4 separate regions of the Homo sapiens genome follow, and all the other regions are linked to region 3. Evidence: chromatin contacts called from ENCODE Hi-C or POLR2A ChIA-PET data. All regions are on one chromosome and are shown on one strand. The core of a region is the stretch at or near the end of the contact, and the rest is flanking DNA. Distances in the headings are between cores, read along the strand shown. Region 1 holds the start of FAM162A (family with sequence similarity 162 member A). Region 2 holds the start of KPNA1 (karyopherin subunit alpha 1). Region 3 holds the start of LRRC58 (leucine rich repeat containing 58). Region 4 holds the start of SLC49A4 (solute carrier family 49 member 4).

Evidence for each region. Hi-C counts contacts between places; a loop is a spot of excess contacts on that map. ChIA-PET counts read pairs that join two places held with the same protein, here RNA polymerase II (POLR2A). Pooled maps may share reads with other maps.
Region 1: a loop to region 3 is called in a map of CD8-positive, alpha-beta T cell, with 8 times the contacts of the local background. The contact joins the promoter of FAM162A here to the promoter of LRRC58 in region 3. A Hi-C loop is called at or near these places in 2 of 168 maps with a recorded cell type or tissue (CD8-positive, alpha-beta T cell and naive thymus-derived CD4-positive, alpha-beta T cell), 1 of 37 single-sample maps with no recorded cell type and 10 of 50 pooled maps. POLR2A ChIA-PET finds 5 or more read pairs at or near these places in 1 of 52 experiments (CD4-positive, alpha-beta T cell).
Region 2: a map of CD8-positive, alpha-beta T cell shows a loop between it and region 3 (6-fold over the local background). The contact joins the promoter of KPNA1 here to the promoter of LRRC58 in region 3. A Hi-C loop is called at or near these places in 2 of 168 maps with a recorded cell type or tissue (CD8-positive, alpha-beta T cell and naive thymus-derived CD4-positive, alpha-beta T cell) and 7 of 50 pooled maps. POLR2A ChIA-PET finds 5 or more read pairs at or near these places in 1 of 52 experiments (naive thymus-derived CD8-positive, alpha-beta T cell).
Region 4: a loop to region 3 is called in a map of naive thymus-derived CD4-positive, alpha-beta T cell, with 11 times the contacts of the local background. The contact joins the promoter of SLC49A4 here to the promoter of LRRC58 in region 3. A Hi-C loop is called at or near these places in 1 of 168 maps with a recorded cell type or tissue (naive thymus-derived CD4-positive, alpha-beta T cell) and 8 of 50 pooled maps. POLR2A ChIA-PET finds 5 or more read pairs at or near these places in 1 of 52 experiments (CD4-positive, alpha-beta T cell).

The regions. Positions count from the first base shown.
Region 1 is chr3:122,381,620-122,386,583 of GRCh38, forward strand. FAM162A (family with sequence similarity 162 member A) reads left to right here and starts at 2,563. Exons shown (of 5, transcript NM_014367.4): 1 at 2,563-2,680. The coding sequence starts at 2,647. It overlaps MIX23 (mitochondrial matrix import factor 23), which reads right to left and starts at 1,612. Exons shown (of 5, transcript NM_001017928.4): 1 at 1,555-1,612. The coding sequence starts at 1,605. RefSeq lists enhancers at 2,374-2,874, 2,698-2,747 and a silencer at 2,458-2,607.
Region 2 is chr3:122,512,071-122,517,137 of GRCh38, forward strand. KPNA1 (karyopherin subunit alpha 1) reads right to left here and starts at 2,869. Exons shown (of 14, transcript NM_002264.4): 1 at 2,687-2,869. It overlaps LOC107984000 (a long non-coding RNA gene), which reads left to right and starts at 2,959. Exons shown (of 2, transcript XR_924403.3): 1 at 2,959-3,058; 2 at 4,955-5,067. RefSeq lists a silencer at 2,147-2,836.
Region 3 is chr3:120,347,626-120,352,501 of GRCh38, forward strand. It overlaps LRRC58 (leucine rich repeat containing 58), which reads right to left and starts at 1,729. Exons shown (of 4, transcript NM_001099678.2): 1 at 1,119-1,729. The coding sequence starts at 1,618. It also overlaps the pseudogene BTNL12P. RefSeq lists an enhancer at 995-1,044 and a silencer at 1,395-1,724.
Region 4 is chr3:122,793,819-122,798,848 of GRCh38, forward strand. It overlaps SLC49A4 (solute carrier family 49 member 4), which reads left to right and starts at 1,251. Exons shown (of 9, transcript NM_032839.3): 1 at 1,251-1,717. The coding sequence starts at 1,375. It overlaps HSPBAP1 (HSPB1 associated protein 1), which reads right to left and starts at 13. Exons shown (of 8, transcript NM_024610.6): 1 at 1-13. RefSeq lists a silencer at 1,088-1,577.

The DNA.
Region 1 (4,964 bases), core at 1,313-3,812, 2.0 Mb after region 3:
CAGGAGGAGAATCGCTTGAACTCGGGAGGTGGAGGTTGGAGTGAGCCAAGATTGTGCCACTGCACTCCAGCCTGGGGGATAGAGCGAGACTCTGTCTCAAAAAAAAAATAAAAAAAAAAAAAAAAAGAAGAGGAGGAAGAGATAGCAGAGATCCTTCTCCTTCCAGGTGCAGGCACAGAGAAGAGATAGTGACATAGAGAAGACATGGTGAGAAAGCAGCCATTTACAAGCCAGGAAGAGAAGCCTTACTATAACTAATTCTGATGGCACTCTTTTTCCCCCCTTAAATCAAACTGTATAGCCTAGAAACTGATGGCAGCTTAATCTTGGACTTCTAGTCTCCAGAACTGTGAAAAAATAAATCTCTATTGTTTAAGCCACCTAGTCTGTGGTATTTTGTTATGGCAGCCCTAGCGGACTAATACAGTATCTAATAAATTCTTGAATGCATGCTAAAATGGGATTCTAGGCACTCGATTTTAAACACTCTTTTCTGGATTTTATTTCAATTTGGAAATAGGATATTTTACAGAAGTACTAAATCTAATTTTTATAATGAAAAAATAAGAGTTGCAAAAATTTTAAACACTTTAGGCCGGGCGTGGTGACTCACGCCTGTAATCCCAACACTTTGGGAGGACGAGGCAAGAGGATTATTTGGTGAGACACTCTCGCTACAAAATTTCTTTTAAAAAATTACCCGGGCGTGGTGACACGTGCCTGTAGTCCTAGCTACAGGGAGGCTGAGGCAGTATTCAAGAATACCACTACCTTCAAACCGTTCAAAGTACAAAGCTTACTACAGATAGGTCAATTTTTCAGTATCTTGGGTTAGTTAATAATGCAATACATATTTAAGATCATGATTTTGGAATTCAACTTTGTAACTAAACAGAAGCACATTTATGACTGAATTGGAACAGATAACTTTAATGGCAACTTGGTCAAAACCAGATCCCTATTCTTGCATTCAGGTGTTAATAATTAGCCCTAGGTCTCTGATATTTGAACATAAAAAGGCAAAACCTCTAAATATTACATCTTCTCTAATGGGCAATGACACTAGAGCAGGTACTATAATTAATCCTCCCTCCAAGCTTCCATACGTCCTGTCCCACAAAAATAGTAAATTGCACCAAGTATGTTTTATCAACTAAATAGCTCTTCTGCACCTTCTTCTCTCCCACAAAAACTCTACTTACAAAAGTAGGAGAGGAATGGCAGAAGCTGGAAACTGAGTTCAGGGAACTGCTACAAGATTGTTACAATCCTTATCCACGCATCCCGAGCTTTACCACAGCAGATTACCCAGAGCTTCCCAGACAAGGCCGGAGAGCCGCGGAGAGAACTATGACCCCCCTCCTCCCTCCTCCTACAGAGCAGCCTCGCTCCCTAAGGCCAAACCCGCGCCCCCCATGACCTCCAATGGCTCGAGAAAAGAGCTTTGAATTGCCCGCTTTTTCCAAAGCTGGTTCATACTCCCTCGCAAAGCAGGGAATAGGGTCTGGGGACAAAAGGAGGCACATGCCTGCCACATGAGGAAAACCCCATCACCTGGAACTCGGCGAACTCCTCACAGTTCACACCGCCACTGGGCGCCGCCATATTGGACAAACACGAGGACCCCGCTGCAGGCCAATCACCGCGGAGCAAAGGTGACCGCGGAGTCGCCTGACAAAAAATATAGTACGAGGGGAATCCTTAGGAAAGCTGAGTGCAAGGCTTGAGTTCAACGTGGTCCGCATCCACCTCGGAACCTGTCACCCTGCTGTCCCAACCCTTTTAACATGTCCTCCTGGAACTGGGCCAGATACATGGATCAAAGATTGTCAGACCTTGAAGGGACTGTTTACTCCAATCCCATCTTTTCACAAAAGGGAAACAATTTCCTTGTGGTTCCCCTACCAGGTCGTTGAAGGAAATCTAGGCAAGTGAGGCCTTTCTAATACCTCTCACTCCAGTGCCTAACCTCCTCCCCGGACCCTGGAGCAGGGGGGTCTTTGTTAAGAATTTGGGACCACTAAGAAACGTCAAGAAAAAACGGCATTTCTGGCAGTGTGGGTGGGTATGAGTAAAGTGTTTAGGATGGAGATGATCAAATGTTTTTAGAAAATAGGTAAATAGAAAACAAATTGAAAACATACATGTTAATTTCTCAGATTAGCCTGAGGGATGCTCCAACAAGAGATAGGGCCACTGAGCAGAGTCCAATTATGTGTTTTCTGATAAAAGCATATGTTCATTGAAAACACTGGAAGAGCGGCATACTGGAATACTGGTTTATCTGGTGTATTTCGGGAGTTTACAGATCACGAAAGTTGCACATTTCCTTTCTATTTCACACAGGTACTCCCATGGGTACATATCCGCTAGGGCAAGGGCCCACGGCGCCACACTCCACAGGACCATCTCCGAGGCTGGCTCAGGATGCGGCGCCAGGGGCACTAGGCTGGCGCCGCGGGTCTCCAGCGCGTGGCGCACGTCCTACACGCCCCGCACTGGCGCAGGCCTGTACACCGCGTCGCGCACGCCCCGCCCCCCGGCGCCGCCTGCGTCCTTCCCACTCCAACGCTGGGTGACATTGAGCTCACCAGCGCCACCGTCCCCGGCGAAGTTCTGCGCTGGTCGGCGGAGTAGCAAGTGGCCATGGGGAGCCTCAGCGGTCTGCGCCTGGCAGCAGGTGAGACGCCGGTCGGGATATGGGAGGTAGGGGAGCTGGCCCGGCCGCTGCGGGTGGGGGAATCCTGAAGCCTTCCTGGGCCCCGGAGTGGCTCCATTCCATGACGCACTTTCTCGGTTCCTCAGAATCCTACCTACTTAGTAGCCATGTGGGAGGGAACTAGGTGAGCAGCTGCTGATAGGCATTGGAGACTGCCCGTGAATTACCCTCATCTCCATCCACCCAGCTCCCACCAACTTAACTGCCCACGCGCCTACCCTTCTCCCCACCCCCGTCCTCAGCCTCCCCTGAGCTCAGTCTGTAAAGCACCTACTATCCCTAGACCTCCCCTTTACCCATGCATTCAGCTTTCCACCCTAACCTCCCCTATCTATTGCTCTCCTTGAGTCTTCCCTCTTCCCCCTGCTCCTTCCTCTCTGGAGTTTATCCCAGAAAACCTCCAGTCTGAAGTTTCCCCACTCATTAAATGTCTGATTAGGCCAAGGATTTAGGTCTTAGAGATTAATAATAATTGTTTTCTTAAAATGGAGGATACATTACTTTTAAACACTTATACAATTAATTGATTCGAATTTCTTGGAGGAAGTGTGTAATTGAAGGATCTGCAGTTTGTTTTGGTGGTAGACATTTGTGTGATGACTATTTTGGACTTAGGTAATGAAAGCTTAATTCTTTTTTTTTGGGAGAACCAGCAGAGCCTTGGCATAGTAGGGGTTGAGAAATCAGAGGGCTTGCATTTTGACTCTTTTCTGGGTACCAGAGATCTTTTGTTCAATGGCACACACTACATTATTAAAAAGTTGTTAATTAAATTTTTAAAGGAAAAATAGCCCCAAACTTGGCTATTCAAATAATATAAATATATATTGTAATGTAAATGAAGTAATGCAAAAAAAAAGAGTGAATGTTGCATAGTTTCACAAGTTTGATACATAACCTTCCCCACCTCAAGATTATCCTTTACACAGCTTATCTAGTGTTCCGGTAGAGAATGGACTGGAAAACATGTCTCAAACTAGAGAGTATTATTATATTTACTTCCTTTAAAAGCAAACACTTCTTCCACTAAAATCCTCAATACTATGATTTCATTGATTTTGTCAGTTTTGTTGAACTAATTCACCTAAAATATCTTCTGTACATCCTATTAACATTATGAAGCTTTTCAACAAGGCAAGTGAAAGGATCATTGCTCTGTAAAAAAGTTAAAATGGACTGCATGAAAAGAACTTTGACATCTTGGAACTACTTTGACATCTTTGAACTAATACTGAGTATATTGTAAGTAGTTCATCTTCTTGCTTTGAGAATATATTTATGCATCTTGCATAAATATATTTTTGCATCTCTGCAAACTTCTGATGTGTAAAAACTTCACTATTGACCACTTAACCAAAGCAGAATTCCTTGAGTGATTTAAGAACAATTTATTTTACTTCAGATATAAAATTTTTAATAGCACACTAAGGATGTTATATGAGCAGCTCTCTCCATATGATCTTCCACGAATGTCTGATGCTTTGTGAGCAACTCCGCAACAACCTACTACCTTTCACCCACTTCATAGCTAAATACTTTCATATACATTATTTTGTTGGATGGATTTCTCATAGCAGCCCTCTCAGGTAAGTCTTATTCCTCCCACACTTTATAAATGAAGAAACATAGGTCAGAGATGACTTGTCCAGGATCTCTTTGCCAAAAAATGTTAGAGCCAGGAGAGGGTACCCTTTAATTCTGGAATTTTTGTGCTTTTTGCTGTTGTTCAAGCTGTTCATTCAGGGGCTGTGCGTGTGTGAATTTGTCATGACTAATTGGATCTCATTAATCTGAAATGGAAGAGTCATGAAATGCAGATTTAGTTCTGAAATGAAAGTACACCTTCATGTGCAAATGGCTTTTCAAGAAAGAAGACTGCTTTAATAAGCAGCCTTAGCCAAAGGAATGAAAGATCAAATAGAAATGTAGGCTCAATGTGGTGGCTCACACCTGCTATCCCAGCACTTTGGGAGGCTGATACTGGAGGATTGCTTGAGACCAGGAGTTTGAGACCAGCCTGGCTAACTTAGCAAGACCCTGTCTCTACAAAAAAAACTTTTAAAAATTAGCTGGGCATGGTGGCTCAAACCCATAGTCTCAGCTACTCAGGAGGCTGAGGCAAGAGGATCACTTGAGCCCAGAAGTTTGAGGCTGCATTGAGCTATAATACGATCATGCTACCACATTCCAATCTGGACAACAGAGTGAGACCCTGTCTAAAAAAAAAAAAAAAAAAGAAAAGAAG
Region 2 (5,067 bases), core at 1,619-4,118, 2.2 Mb after region 3:
ACGTATAAAATAATTCTTAACATAGTTGAGACTAAAGAAAATTATAAAAATTGAACACAGCTCTGAGACTCCTGACAGTCAAAGTATAGAGAAACAGGATGGCTTACAAAACAAAAATAATCTAATAAAACCAATCATTAGTTTAAAAAAAAAAAGCTTAATACTGGGGTCTTAGGAAGAATTTGTCTCTAAGGTCTGTATTTTATAGGAACCAATACATAAATTAGAAATTTCTTCATTAGATATTAATGAAGAAAAGATGTTTTTAATGGCCCCTTTGGTAAGTATCAGCTCTAGATAAGATGTATATTAAATCATAGTTCTGTGAAGAAACTTCTACGAGAACCACTTTATAAAGTAACATAATGCGGCTGGGCGCGGTGGCTCATGCCTGTAATCCTAGAACTTCGGGAGGCCGAGGAGGGCGGATTGCGTGAGCTCAGGAGTTCGAGACCAGCCTGGGCAAGACGGTGAAACCACCCGTCTCTACTAAAATACAAAAAATTAGCCGAGTGTGGCCTCATGCCCCTGTAGTCCCAGCTACTCAGGCAGTCTCAGGCAGGAGAACTGCTTGAACCAGGGAGGCAGAGGCTGCAGTAAGCCGAGATCGCGTCACTGCCCAGCCTGGGCAACAGAGCAAGCATCCAAAAAAATAAATAAATAAAATAAAAAATACCATAATGCAAGTATAGTGATTTCAGGTGATACCTTTCTAATTTAGTTTATTCTAGGTTTTCATAAATGTATGTTTTGTTGCCCTACAGGACTGTAAACTCCTCAAGGCTTATGTTGTCTGCTTCCATTTGAACTGCCTTTACTATTTAGTAGAGTGCTTTACAGTTGCTACTCAACTATAATAACTGACAAAATGTTATGCAGTCAATATTTGTAATATTAGCTTTCCCTGCTACACTATAAATTCCATGAGAACAGGGACAGTGAGTTTTGATCGCGACTATATCCCCCCAAGTCTAGAAGATCACTCTGTAAGTATTCGCTGATTGAACGGATTAAATAAAGAAAACAACGAAAAAGTATGAAAGGAGAGAAATAATTTAAATGGCAGTAACTTTGGGTTCTAAGGTTGTTCTCAACAAGAACTGGAAGACCTTAGGTAAGTTACTTAACATTTGATTGTCAATGCTTTCATCTGTAAAATAGAAAAATTAACAGATACTTCAGATTCAAATGTTTTTAATATATGTAAAGCATTTAACACAATACCTGAAAAAAGAACTCAATAAATGTTAATTCCTTTACTTTCTCTTACGTCTCATCTATCCATAAAACAGTGTCTTCCAAGAATATTTCAGTAAAAATACAACAGAACTCATTCTTACTTTCCTTTGAAAAATTAAATTTTCATCTCTTTGATCTTTAAAAAGGAGGGAAAAATAACTTGTGTACTGCTTTCAAAATATTACAAATGCAAAAGCTAGTTAAGACAAAAACAATGTCGAGAATGAGCCTTGCTGGTGGCATCCGCCTGTAGTTCCAGCTAGTAGGGAGGATGCCTTGAGGCCAGGAGTTCCAGATCAGCCCGGGAAACAAAGCAAGACTCCATCTCTTAAGAAAAAAAAAAACAAAACAGGAGGGGGGAAATCACTTCATCTACTAATAGAGATTTTTAAGCAACCGTTTATTTAAGAAAAAAGGGTGAAATTCAAGTTAATATTACTTGACAGTACGTTTCAGAAAAAAAAATACTCTGCAGAGCTGGGTGTGGTTGCCCAAGACTAGTCCCAGCTACTTGGGAAGCTGAGGCAAGAGGACAGTTTGAGCTCAGGAGTTGGAGTACAGCCTGGGCAATATAGCGAGACCCCATCTCTTTAAAATACAAACAAAAACTCGGCAATCGTTTGTTCTGAGTTGAAACCTTAAAAATCAAATATTTTGAACGCTTTCATTTAAAAGTGGAACACGACCCAATCCTAAAACATTACTTCATGACGACTTCCTTGACTCCAGTCATCCTTGTTTCCTCCTCCCGTTTTGAGCTTAATCCGATACCTCGCTGCTTCCCTCGCATCGCACACGCGGCGTGCAGACCAAGTTCTGTCATTGCTATAATTACCACACCCCCGATCAGCCGCTCCAGGCCCATGTTGTTATGACATCGGTAAACTGCAGCCGGCCGTCTCCACCCCCCGCTTCCCCCACCTCCCTCCGGGCCGCCGGCTCCGACCCGGTCTGTAACTTGTGAATTCCCAAGACGGTCCCTTTTTGCCAGGGTTAGAATTTTTACACGCCACCCCTGCTCCTTCCTGCCTCTGTCACAGCGCTCTGCGCGGCCCACCCCCGCCTCCCGCCCGCCGCCCGGCCGCGGCGCAGGCTCCGCGCTCGCCTCCTCTCCGCCCGCTGCCTCGGCGCCCCGCAGTCCCCGGCGCCGCTTACAGCCCCGCCGCCGCGCCACGCCGCCCCGCCCCGCCTAGCCTCGACCGGCGTTCCCGATGGCGATCACACCAGGGCTCCCCACCCCCACCCTCTCCTCCGCCGGCCTTGTGGCCGTTAGGACAGCCGGGCCCGTGACGCACGGACGCGGCGCGAGCGTCCGGCCCAGGAACCCCGGCTCTAGGCCCTGCCGGCACCCGCCCTCGCCCCAGGGCCTCTCCTGAGTCCCTCCGGGACTGCCCGGATCTGCCGGCGGGAGGGGGAGGGGCCGGGGCCGCAAGGCCCCAGCACTCACCAGGCTCAAGGCAACCGATCCCGGTGCCACCGCTGAAGTTAGCCCCTCGCTCGCCCGCCCGCCGTGCCACTCCCGCGCACAACCTCGAAGAGCTGGCCCGCGCCTCGGCGGTGCTCACCAGGCCTCGCTCTCCGCCGCCTCGCACCGAGCAGCGAGACTCAGCTCAGCCGGCGTTCGCAGTGCGCCTGCGTGCGGGGGCCGGCCCGAGCGCCTACGCGCGCCCCTCCGGCGCTTGTCGCAGAGGCTGCCGGGAGACGTAGTCTTGTAACGCTCTCTCGCCGGACATTCCTAATGGTTAGCGCCCAGCCTGTGAAGAGTCGGGGGTCGGGGAGGGGGTCTCGCTAAGAAGGAGGTTTGCAGACCATGGCAAAGGTTGGAGAAAGTTATATGTACAAACCTGTCTTTGCTAAGCTCTTCCAGGGCGGATCGATGCTCACCTCTGTATAGCTTCTAAGTACCTAATACGCGTTGATGGAATGAATGATGGAATGATTGAAGGCTGAGGGAGTATTACAAAATTAGTAGGTCAGCGCCTCGTGTCTAAAGGGCTCACATGCAGCATGAATGCAGGAAGCTTCTGGACATTCCTTTTTTAGTTATCTCCCATCCCCTTTGCTTGATAACGTATGCGTAGTATCAAAAATAATTAAGGGCCGGGCGCGGTGGCTCACACCTGTAATCCCAGCACCTTGGGAGGCCGAGGTGGGTGGATCACTTGAGGCTAGGAGTTTTGAGACTAGCCTGGGCAACATGGCGAAACCCCGTCTCTACTAAAAACACAAAAATTAGCAGGGGGTGGTGACGGGCGCCTGAAGTCCCAGCTACTCGGGAGGCTGAGGTGGGAGAATCACCTGAGCCCGGGGTTGACGGTGAGACTGCAGTGAGCCGAGATCGCGCCACTACACTCCAGCCTGGGCAACCGGAGTGAGACCCTGCCTCAAAAATAATAATAACAATAATAATAATAATAATAATGAAACTACATGAAACACATACTCGTTTTACTCTCAACTGCTCTCAAACGAAAACTTGGAGCAAATGATTGCTAATGTTAAATTTCATGGAATTCTTTGGGGGAGCAAATGGAGTAGTGGCTTCAAAAGAAGAAAAACTGAAGCCAGCCTAGCAGGGATCACGGAATAGTAGACAGATTTAAAACACATGCCAAGAAGCAAGGTGAAAGAGATGAGGTAGATTAATACATTTATAAATGTCCCAGGGAAGAGGAGAGGAGAGAGGACCACTCTACCTGAATCCTAGGTTATGCAATGTTCATTTGTCCTGGACTTCTCTCTGCTGCATCAGCATTCTCCCGCTGATGTTGTGTTTACTAAGATCAGAGTTGAGTTTGAGCAAGGGGGCTGGGGAAAGGGAAGGTGTGTTCAACAGGAGAGACTTAAGGGCAAGTTTGCCTGACCACAGCTAGACTGAAGACAGATCACCTTATTCCAATAAGGAACTAAGACTGATTATTCAGAGCCGGTCTTCAGTCTTTGGGAAAGCTAATTTATTTCCGGTTCACCCTTATTCCTAGCTAGTCCTTGATGGTCCCATCCAAAAGTCTGGGGTATTTACTAGGGCCTCTTCTCTTTGGTGGGCCTTCTAAGCCCCATGAGACAGCCATAAGCTCTTCTCCCTGTTTCAGCCACTGCTTTCAGAGTCAGCAATCACCTTAGCTTTGGAAAAATGATGGCAAATATCAGGCTAACCTCTGGTGGCTTCCTTTTTCTTCCAGACCTTGCACTCACAAATTCTCACTTCCTTGGTAGCTCTTCAGTACATTAACGTTTTTATATTTTGTTCAGTTGTTCTCTGTAGTGGAAAGGTTGATTGAAAACAACAGTAGGCCATTGCTGGAAGTTGAATTCCTATGTATGTTACTTTTACAAAAATGTTATCATACCATACATGGTGTTTTATAAGCTACTGTCTCTCTGACAATATCATTTTATAGTTTGAGAAATTTGAAAGTATAGAACAGTATTTTTTACTGTCACAAACAATGCTGCTGTGAACATTCTTGTACATCTCTACTGTGTATAGGGAAACTGCTAGATCCTAGGACATTGCATCTTTAACCTTACTATATGTATCAGGCAGAAATCTAAGATGGCCCCCATAATCTCTGGTCCCTGGTGTTGCCTATATAATCTCCACCCCTTGAGTGTAGGTGGGACCTTTGACTTACTTCTAGCCAACAGAATATGGCAAAGGTGATAGAATGTCACTCCCATGATTCCGTTTCATTATATAAGACTGTCTTTCCAGACTGGAGCTAGAGATTCGCTGGCCTTGAAGAAGCAAGCTGTCATGTTGCGAACTGCCTATGGAGAAAACTAAATGGCAGGGAACTGCAGACGGCTTCTAGAACTTGAGCGCAG
Region 3 (4,876 bases), core at 479-2,978:
CATGATCCACCTGCCTTGGCCTCCCAAAGTGCTGGGATTACAGGCGTGAGCCACCGCGCCCGGCCTTCCCAGGCCAATATTCTTTTGCTCCACTTAACTCTGAGGTCCCTTCTACCTTTAACGTTCTGTTATCTCTGAAAATACAATAAAGTGTGAAAATATCTTACAGATGGAAGATACCTCTTTTTCGTTTTGTACAATACATTTGGCTCTATTTCCCACTCCCCCACCGGGCACTTTTATTATCCTGTTTCTCTGCTTCCTCCTAAAGTTAAATTTAACATATTTACTGCATAATCTAGTAGGTGAAGCAGATAATTCCTGTAAACAAGGAATCATATCCAATAAGGTAAATGCAAAGGCAAGATGAATGAAGCACAGAGAAAGTACAGCATAGGCTGTACTTTTTTGTGCAGGGAGTAGTAACGAAAAAAATTGTTGTGCAGGGAGTAGTAAAAAAGGAATCACAGAGATGATTAACTTGAGATAGCTTTTGAAGGATGATAGGCGTTTGCCAGGTGAAGGAAACATTCCAAGCAAGGGAAACAGCACGTGTACAGAGGCACTGCATCCATTCAACACATACTGAGTGCCTACCAGCAACTCCAAGCTGCTTTCTCTACGTGGGAAAATGCATAGGTCACTGAACTCCACAAATGGTAGTTGGTACTGCCACAGAGAAGAGGAAGCTGCAAATGTAGTGGAAAGCAAGGGTTAGATCAGAGCACCTTGTACGCCACGCTCAAAGGCACGTACTTTGATCTATAGAGATGGAAATCCACGGAAGACTTTTGAGCAAAGAAGTGACAACCTCTGATTTACATCTGTTTTGAGTTTCCACTCAGTTTGGATCACGCCCCAGATTCAATAAGGAAGACAGAAAAAATGCCTCGAGAATCTGCATAGGCCAAACACAACACACCAAACAGTCACACATGCGAACATACTAGGTATTTACAACAACTTGCTGAGATGGTTGGGCAGAACTCACTACCGCACAGTTAAAGAGAAAGCTTGGAAATAGTTACGTGACAAACGTTGAGGTGCCCAGGCCCGGCGCCCCAGGGTTCCCGGACACCGCCCGAGGCCTCCCCACCCTCCGGCACACACCCGCTCACCTCTGCAAGTTCTCGATCTCAGCCGGGATGCTCTGCAGTTGGTTGCCGCCCAGGCTCAGGGTCTGCAGCGCGCGCAGCTCTAAGAGCGAGGCAGGCACCTCCTGGAAACAGTTGCCGCTGAGGTTGAGCACCTGGAGGCTGCGGCAGAGCGGCGACTGGGCCAGGCCCTTGGGCAGCGCACTGGGCCCGCCGAGCCGGTTGTTCTTGGCCAGCAGCGTGCGCAGGCCGCGCAGAGCGAGCAGCTCCGGCCCGAGCGCGGTCAACGCGTTGCCGCTCACGTCCAGCAGCTGGAGGTGCGGGAAGCCGCTGCCCAGCGCCCGTGGCAGCGACACCAGACGGTTGTGAGGCAGCAGCAGCCGCAGCAGCGCCTCCCGCGCCCCGCGCCGCTCCTCCCCCCGCGCCTCCAGCTCAGACTCCAGCGTCTCGGTGGACACGCTGAGGCGGGACCAGTTCAGTTCGGCCTCCCCGGCCGTGACCACCGCTGCTCCGGCCTCCTCCATCCTGGCCACCGCACGGCGCGTGGCGCCGGATTCCCCAGAGCGCCGCGCGCGGTCCAGAGGCCGGGAGCTCTGCGGCGCCCCGGAACCTGAACCGAGGGCTGAGTCGGAAGTGGCGCGGGCGGGCGCAAACCCTGCGCGCCTTGGCCGAGTCACGCGACGCGAGTCCTGGGGTGCGCGCGCCGCTCCGGGGCGGGCTCTGCCTCACGAGGCGCGGGGCGCGGAGTGGCAAGAGCGCAGCATGGGCTGCGCAGAACTGAGGCAGACACCCAGAGGCTGCCAAATTGTCATCTGAGCCGGACCGGGTTTCGGCGGCCGCGCTTTATAGTCGCTGGAGCCTGGTGACCTATTCCAGGGCTACAAGACTGCCTCGGCAAACAGCCCAAGGATGTTCGGTTATCTCGCCTTGAGGGTTCGCGCGTCACGTGCCCCCCCCGTCCCCCGCTTGTTTTTCAGTTTAAAAGTGGGGCCCGTGTCTGCAGGACTCTGTGAGCACACAGTAATTTAGTGGTGATTTAGCTCCATGACAGAAAACCGCAGGAATTTAAAGTCCGAGGATTAACAAAGCCGACCTCGAAATGTGAACGCAGCTGGACTAGACCTCAGAACCCCCGGACCCTTACTGGAGGTTCCGCTGTTAAATAGCCTAGGGCAGGGATTTGATTTCAGTTGCCCCATGCATAAAATATGGGTAACACCCGCACTACTTGCCCCACAGAATTATTTTTTTCTTTTTTAAGGCAGAAATGTGTATCAAGTAAGGACGTTTTGCCCGTTTTAATTGTAGAAGCACATACGTGGCTTTTGGTGTAAGTTGTGTCTAGGAGTGAATTTGGGAGATATGGAGGCGGTTGCATGATTTGAGATAGCTCAAATTAATGAGTTAGTTTAAAAACTCAAAGCATAGAGTTTGTACTGCAGGTCAAAACTACAGTTTGGGAAAATCCTGATCTGGTACTAATTTAGTAATTCTAATTAACGTATTTTTCATCCTTGTCCCAAACTCAATCTTTTCTGAAATTACATTTTATGATTTTGAAAAGTAATGAATAGAAATGAGAAAAAATGCTTAGCTTTTTTTTTTTTTAACAAAGCTTATACATAAGAAAGTTAAGTGGTCGTGTATAATCAACGACATTAAATTGCTTTCCTCCTTAAAAAAGGAAAGTCGTTTTTTTCTTGCCAGTCATTTATTTGTATGAGAAACTATGCCTTTACTCTGCAGTCAAACTTTAATTTCTGATTGAGTGGTAGTCCTAGAAGGACGTACTTTGTATGTTTAAGCTAATGGTGGAATGCTTTTTAAAACTGATGAGTCATCTGTTTTGAAAGAGTCCTTTTAAGAACAGACCTTATTTTGGGTCAAGCCAGCATTCTAACAGTAGTCCTAATATCTGAAAATAACAAATATTTAAAATAATAGTTGTTTTTGCTTTAAAATATTTATCTTGGATTTTAAAAAGTGATAGGAACGTAATGTAAAATGAGAAAAAGAAAGGATTCAAACATAATTCAGAAATAAGAGTTGGCCAGGTGCCATGGCTCATGCCTGTAATCCCAGTGCTTTGGCCCAGGCCAGCAGATCGCTGAGGTCAGGAGTTCCAGACCAGCCTGGCCAACATGGGGAAACCCCGTCTCTACAAAAAATACAAAAATTAGCCGGGCCTAGTGGCGCTCGCCTGTGGTGCCAACTACTACACAGGCTGCTGGGAGGATTGTTTCAGCCTAAGAGGTAGAGGTTGCAGAGAGCCATGATTGTGCCACTGCCCTGCACTTTTTTTTTTTTTTGTCTCAAGAAAAATAAAATAAGAGGTAAGATTACAAATCAGTGGAATTAAAGGGAAAAAGATAACCTCAATAATAGCAAATGAGGCTTCCTAGTAGAAAGTTTGGAAAAAAATACTTAGTATGGGAACTCCACATTATATAGAATAAAGGAAAGGAAGTAGAAAAAAAGTGGTGTAGGTAAAGAAATGAGTAACCTGACAAATTTTGAAAACCTACTGCTTGCAACGCTGTACTAGGAGCTTTTAATTTAATAAAGTCTCCAACTATTTGGTTGTTGAATTTAGGATAAATGTAACCAGACCATTGAGCAGCTAAGATAACTGAGAAACTGCTTTCTAAAAGTTGAAAACTGTGTTTCTGCCTCATTGAAGCTATTGGCAAGGAAACTGTAAATTTCAGTGTAAAATGCACATCTCATGTCCAATTAGAGTAGGTTCCTACTTACATAGAATGACTATCTTTATTCATTTTTGGATTCTCCCTCACACCACCACCATCCCCCATTGCCTAGTATGATTTCTTGCAAATAATTTGGATTGACTGAGTTGGATATATCTCTTAGTTAGTGGACTTATTTTTTGAATAATTAGAGTAAATTGTAAAGTCCTTGAAAAGAACTGTCTTATTATTATATACCCATCCCCTAACAGTGCCTGCTCCACAGTAGGTACAGGTACTCTATATCTTTTGAAACACTGAATATATTTGTAAATATTAAGTTTTAGTTGAAAAGGAATTTTTATTTATCAAACACCTTTTATCACAAACCTTAAAAAATGTAATTCTACTTATCGCCACATTTATAAATAAGAATGTTTATCCGCATTTTAGAAATGAGGGAACTCAAGCTCAAAAATGATGAGTAAAGTCTGCTATCACAGAGAGTGAAAGGCTAATTAGAAATTCAGCCTTAGGGCTGTGTGGCTCCAAAGTCTATGTTCTTTCCACTACACTACACTGCTCTCTTGAGCTTAGTTTTTTTTGTTTTTTGTTTTAAATGATTCAAAGCAATAAGATCTTCCAAATAGTGTCAGTATTACAAGTGGCATCTATCCATTGATGGTACTTTGAAATATTGTGATTGTTGGAATTATACGGCACTTGTCTTAAGGATTGGGGGTTTTGTGGGCTTCATACACAAAACTGGAGCAGAGGCACCTGAACCAAACATAATTTGGGGTGCTGTCCTTGTATCATATGACGTCACTTTAGAACCTATGTTGATCGGAGCCATAGTGGACATCTGACCAAGGTAAGCCCATCAACAGACTGCCTGGTGGCCTGTCACTTATAAGGCACTGCCCAAACAGAAGCAGAGATTATTTTTTTTTCTCACTCGCCCAGGAATTTAATCCAAAGAACCCAGAGGGAAATTCCAGTTGGTGGCAGATCAGAAAGAAATTACAGTTGAATCAGAAAGAAGCAGACATGGGGAATGTCGCTAATTTTTTGTCAATTGTGAAACATAAGTGT
Region 4 (5,030 bases), core at 1-2,500, 2.4 Mb after region 3:
CGCCGGCTCTCACGTGGAGGTCACGTGACGGATGCTGGGCGGGACCACGCAGCTTTGTTTTGATACCCCGGGTGTGGAAATACAAACACGTGGTCTGAGTTGTGGCGCTTTTTACCTAACCCGGACCTTAGCGTTCTTTATTGTAGTCTTAGCTTCGTTTCTGTTTCTCCTTTTCTAGTCAGATCCTTCCTTTCCACCTCGGCTTTTCTCCACCCTAAAGGATTGGAGTTTTAGGGGAAGGTTTGCCGCTTAGTGGGGCTCCGGCGGTGGGATGGGTCTCTGCCGTGAGCTTTCGCGAGCCGCTCTTGGCAGCCTGGAATGCGAGGCTAGCTCACGCTTCTCTTACACCTCTCTTGCCCTTCTGGTGGTAACCTGACTCCTTCTGATTTTAGTGGCTGCCGGGAAATACGAACCTCGGGCAAAGAATCCTGTGATTGCGTTCCCTGTGACTCATTTCCCGATCCAGACAAGCCAAATTGCTTGACTTTAGGTTTTCAAGGACACTAATCCACAGCTGTCAGGCTTCTGAATTTGTATACCAAAATAAACAAACAGCTGTGTGAAGAGATCAACAACCACCTTTCTTCTCGTTTACCCTGTGGTCAAATCATAATCACTGGAGATGGATCTTTGGGGCAAAAATCTTCCAACTTTACTGGACATACCTTTATTGCTCGCCTATTGGCAGGCGAAATGGGTAAAGTTTACATATATATGAATGAAATTGGCTAGTTTGGAATCTCCTCTTTGGATATGTAAGACAAAAAAGTAACAAAAATAGGTAGTACTTATTGCACGTAAGAAATGATTTTTATGAGATAATCCCCTGGGACCAACTACGCTTAAACTTTATCCTTCGCCTATAATTTCTGAAGTTACTAACTCAACAAAAATGAGAATAAGCCCAAAATAGAAGCAAGCATCAGGTTAACTGACGTCACTTAACAGGTCACTGAGTTGTTTATTAGGCACAAGATTTAACTTGGACACTTCCTCCAAACACCCCAGGGTTCCTTGCCCAACCTCCTCGAATACAGCCTCTCTGGGAGTTTCCCTCTCCCCGACTCAGCCGCGCTGGTCCCTGCCTTTTCAGCGCTACCTGCCCTCCGTCTGGGACCTGGCTCCTTTCCTCTCGCCGGTGTTTCCTCGCCACCCGCGGAGGGGAGGGCGGACCCCAGCCTCCTTGCCGCCTGCCCCGCCTCCCCGCCTCCCCGCCGGCCCGGCTCGGGCCGCGCAGGCGCACCAGGCGCGGTCCGGAGGCCGAGGGCGACCACAGCAGCCTCCGCCTCCTGCTGCTCAGGACTATTCTGCGCTGGGCTAGTCGGCGGTGACCCGGACTGCGCCCGGCAGTGGCTTCGCGGGCGACGCGTCGCCATGGGCTCTCGCTGGAGCAGCGAAGAGGAGAGGCAGCCGCTGCTGGGGCCCGGGCTCGGGCCTGGGCTGGGGGCCTCCTGGAGAAGCCGGGAGGCGGCGGCGGCGGCGCTGCCCGCGGCGGTCCCGGGTCCCGGGCGGGTATACGGGCGCCGCTGGCTGGTGCTGCTGCTCTTCTCGCTGCTGGCGTTCGTTCAGGGCCTGGTCTGGAACACCTGGGGTCCCATCCAGAACTCGGCGCGCCAGGCCTACGGCTTCTCCAGCTGGGACATCGCGCTGCTCGTGCTGTGGGGGCCCATCGGCTTCCTGCCCTGCTTCGCGTTCATGTGGCTCCTGGACAAGAGAGGTGAGGGGTCGCGGAGCGCCAGCCCGCGCTGTCTCTCCTCCGGGAGCAGGCGCCTGCCCGCGCTCCAGGCCTGCCAGCCGCCTCCCTTGGCCCCGGCATAGGGGTTGTGTGAGGTGATAGAGTGTTGCTAGCATTCCATTTCTGACTTAGGAACCCTCCGTCCCCAAAGCGACAAATATGGAAAGGCAACCTTGCAAATATTTATGTTTTTTATCAAGGCCCTTTATGCAACACCAGGGATTTAAGCGATCTCTAAACGTTCAAGTTTTTACACATTGTGAACATCAGAGCATCCCCGTGCACGTGCGGTGTATGTGTTTTACACCTGACAAAAATGACTGATGCTTTGACTTCAAAGGGATATGGGGATGTTGAGGATGAAAGGTCGGAAAATAGATTGACGGTGCCCATATGTAAGGAAATAATGAGTTCGTTTTGTGTAATAGATGACTCCAGCCCAGGAAGAGCTATTGGGAAACTCAGATCTGACACTTTGGTTTCTGGAAGGTGGTGCTCGGCAGCTTTAAAATGTGTGTATGTGACTAGATGGCTTTCTCAGTTGAGATTTGTGACTTTCAATTAAAGCTTGCAGATGAGTGAAGATGCTTGCTTAGAATGGTACCCTGGACATCTCACTTTACCACTTGCCAGTGTGATTCTCTGAGAAGAAAAAGCCATAGGGCTGAGAATCAAGGCATACTTACCACATAAGTATGGATAAATGATTAGTAGTGACAGTCTACCCTCAAGAGGCTGTTGTGCAAGATTTTATATTTATTAATTGAATAATGCCTGGGAGCTACTTTGTACAGTTTCTGTTCAACCTTTTATAAGTTTTGTTGCAATGAGTTCTTTAGTCAGATTTGGAAGGTTGTCTTAGTCCACTGGAGCTGCTATAACAAAATACCATAAACTGGGTAGTTCATAAACACAGAAATTTATTTCTCACAGTTCTGGAGGCTGGGAAGTCCAAGATGAAGGCTCAGGCAGAATCGGTGTCGGGTGAGGGCCTGCTTCCTACACAGTGGTCTCTTCACTATAACATAAGATGGAAGAAGGGGTTAGGGAATCCCTCTGAGGTCTGTTTTATACGGGCAGTAATCCTATTCACATGGGTTCCACCCTCATAACCTAATCACCTTCCAAAGGCTGCACCTTCTTATTCCATCATTTTGAGGGTTAAGATTTCAAAATGTGAATTTGAGGCCTGGCGCAGTGGCTCAAGTAATCCCAGCACGTTGGGAGGCTGGGGTGGGAGGATTGCTTGAGCTCAGGAGGTCGAAGCTGGAGTGAGCTGTGATGGCACCACTGCACTCTGCCCTGGTCAACAGGGCAAGACTCGTCTCAGAAAAATTAATACATAAACAAAATATGAATTTGAGGGGAACACATTCAGACCTCAGCAAAAGTCAAGTGTAGGTAGGTATAGAATTGCAATTGTCTGGCATGTAGTTAGCACTCAAAATTAGTTGGTTATTAAGAGAATAGAATAGCAGGGTGATGTTAGTAGTTATACTTCCTTCTCTCCTCCTTCACTGGAATTCCTTCATTGGAATCCATGTGAAAAAGACTAAGGAATAGTTGATTGTGAATTCCTTAATGATCAACAATATAATGTAGCTGCTAAAAAAGAAAGGACAGTTTAGGCATAGAAACATAGTGTCCAAAACAAGAAGCAAAATAGTTTGATAGGCTCTACATTAGTGTTTAGTTCTGAGCTTGATTCTGAGAAGGCCATTTGACAAACTGCAGAACTTTAAAGGTTCTGCGACAAGAATGATAAAGGGTATAAAAATCATGATGTGTAAAATGAAGGGAACTTGTGTGTATCACACTTCAAAAAGAAACTTGAGGCAAGATATAGACTATGTGAAGATCAAGTCAAAGAGGAATTCGACTTATGTGTTGTTCTAGGAGGAAGAACTAGACTGAGTCAAGTTACAAAGAAATGTAACTCAAAGCAATACAAGGAAGAACCTTCTAACAAAGATACCCAGCCCTGAATGGGTGTGTCTTGACTGCTGTAGAACTTCCAGCTAGAGCAAATACTTTTGCAGAGGATGTGTGCTAGATGCCGAAGAAGGGCTTCTCCTACCAAAGGGAGATTTTCTTTGGGTTATTGTTGTTTGCTTTTAAACTAAATATTGATTTTCTCTGGGTTTCTGCTGGGCTCAGTGGCTCATGTTTGTAATCTCAGCACTTTGGGAGGCTGAGGCGGGTGGGTCACTTGAGCCCAGGAGTTAGAGACCAGCCTGGGCAACATGGTGAAACTCCAAATCTACAAAAAATACAAAAATTAGCCAGACATGTTGGCATGCGCCTGTAGTCTTAGTTACTGGGGAGGCTGAGGCTGGAGGATCAGTTGAGCCCAGGAAGTAGAGGCTGCAGTGAGCTATGATTGCTCCACTGCACTCCAGCCTCAGTGACAGAATGAGACCCTGTCTCAAAACAAACAAACAAACAAACCCAAAGTAGTACTTTACCTATAATCAATGTTACAATAATATTTTTTTAAAAAGAAAAAAGATTGTATTTGTTTCCACTGATGTATTTTTCTTCTGTTCCAGGATTCGGTCTAGGGTCCTCTGTTACATTTAGTTGTAATTTCTCTTTAGTTTCCTCCAATCTGTGATAATTCCTTGGTCATTCCCTTAACAAGGTTGGCTAAATTCAGGGGAAAATGCTGTGTTATAGTTTCTTTTTATTTTTATCAGGAGCATTTTTCAATATTATTCCCCAAATTTAGCCAACCTTGTTTTTTATGGTAGAAAAATGTTAATTTGCACCCTTCTTATTATAATTGTACCTACTATCCATGGCAGGATAAATTAGAAACTACCCATTCACTTTATAAAATAAGGTACTTTAGTTCTTCAGTAGTTCTTGTGACTATATGGTGAATTCAATTTTATATTTTCCTTTGGTTGAAGCAATAAAAAATACATTTAAAAATTCTCTTTATTAGGAAGTAGTTTTCATTTTTAGTAGAAGAAAGCAAATACACTTTTATATGTTGGCTTTCCTGCTACAGGTGTTCCATCTACGCACGTAGAAAGCAGGTTCTTTCTTGCTTCTGGCATCCTTGGGTACTAAAATATCTTTTTTTTTTTTTTTTTTTTTTTTTTTTGAGACAGAGTCTCACTTGGTCACTCAGGCTGGAGTACAGTTGTGTGATCTTGGCTCACTGCAACCTCAACCTCCCTGGGCTCAGGTGATTCTCAGCCTCTGAGTAGCTGAGACTACAGGCACGCACCACCAAGCCTGGCTAGTTTTTTGTATTTTTTGCAGAGACAGGGTCTCACCATGTTGTCCA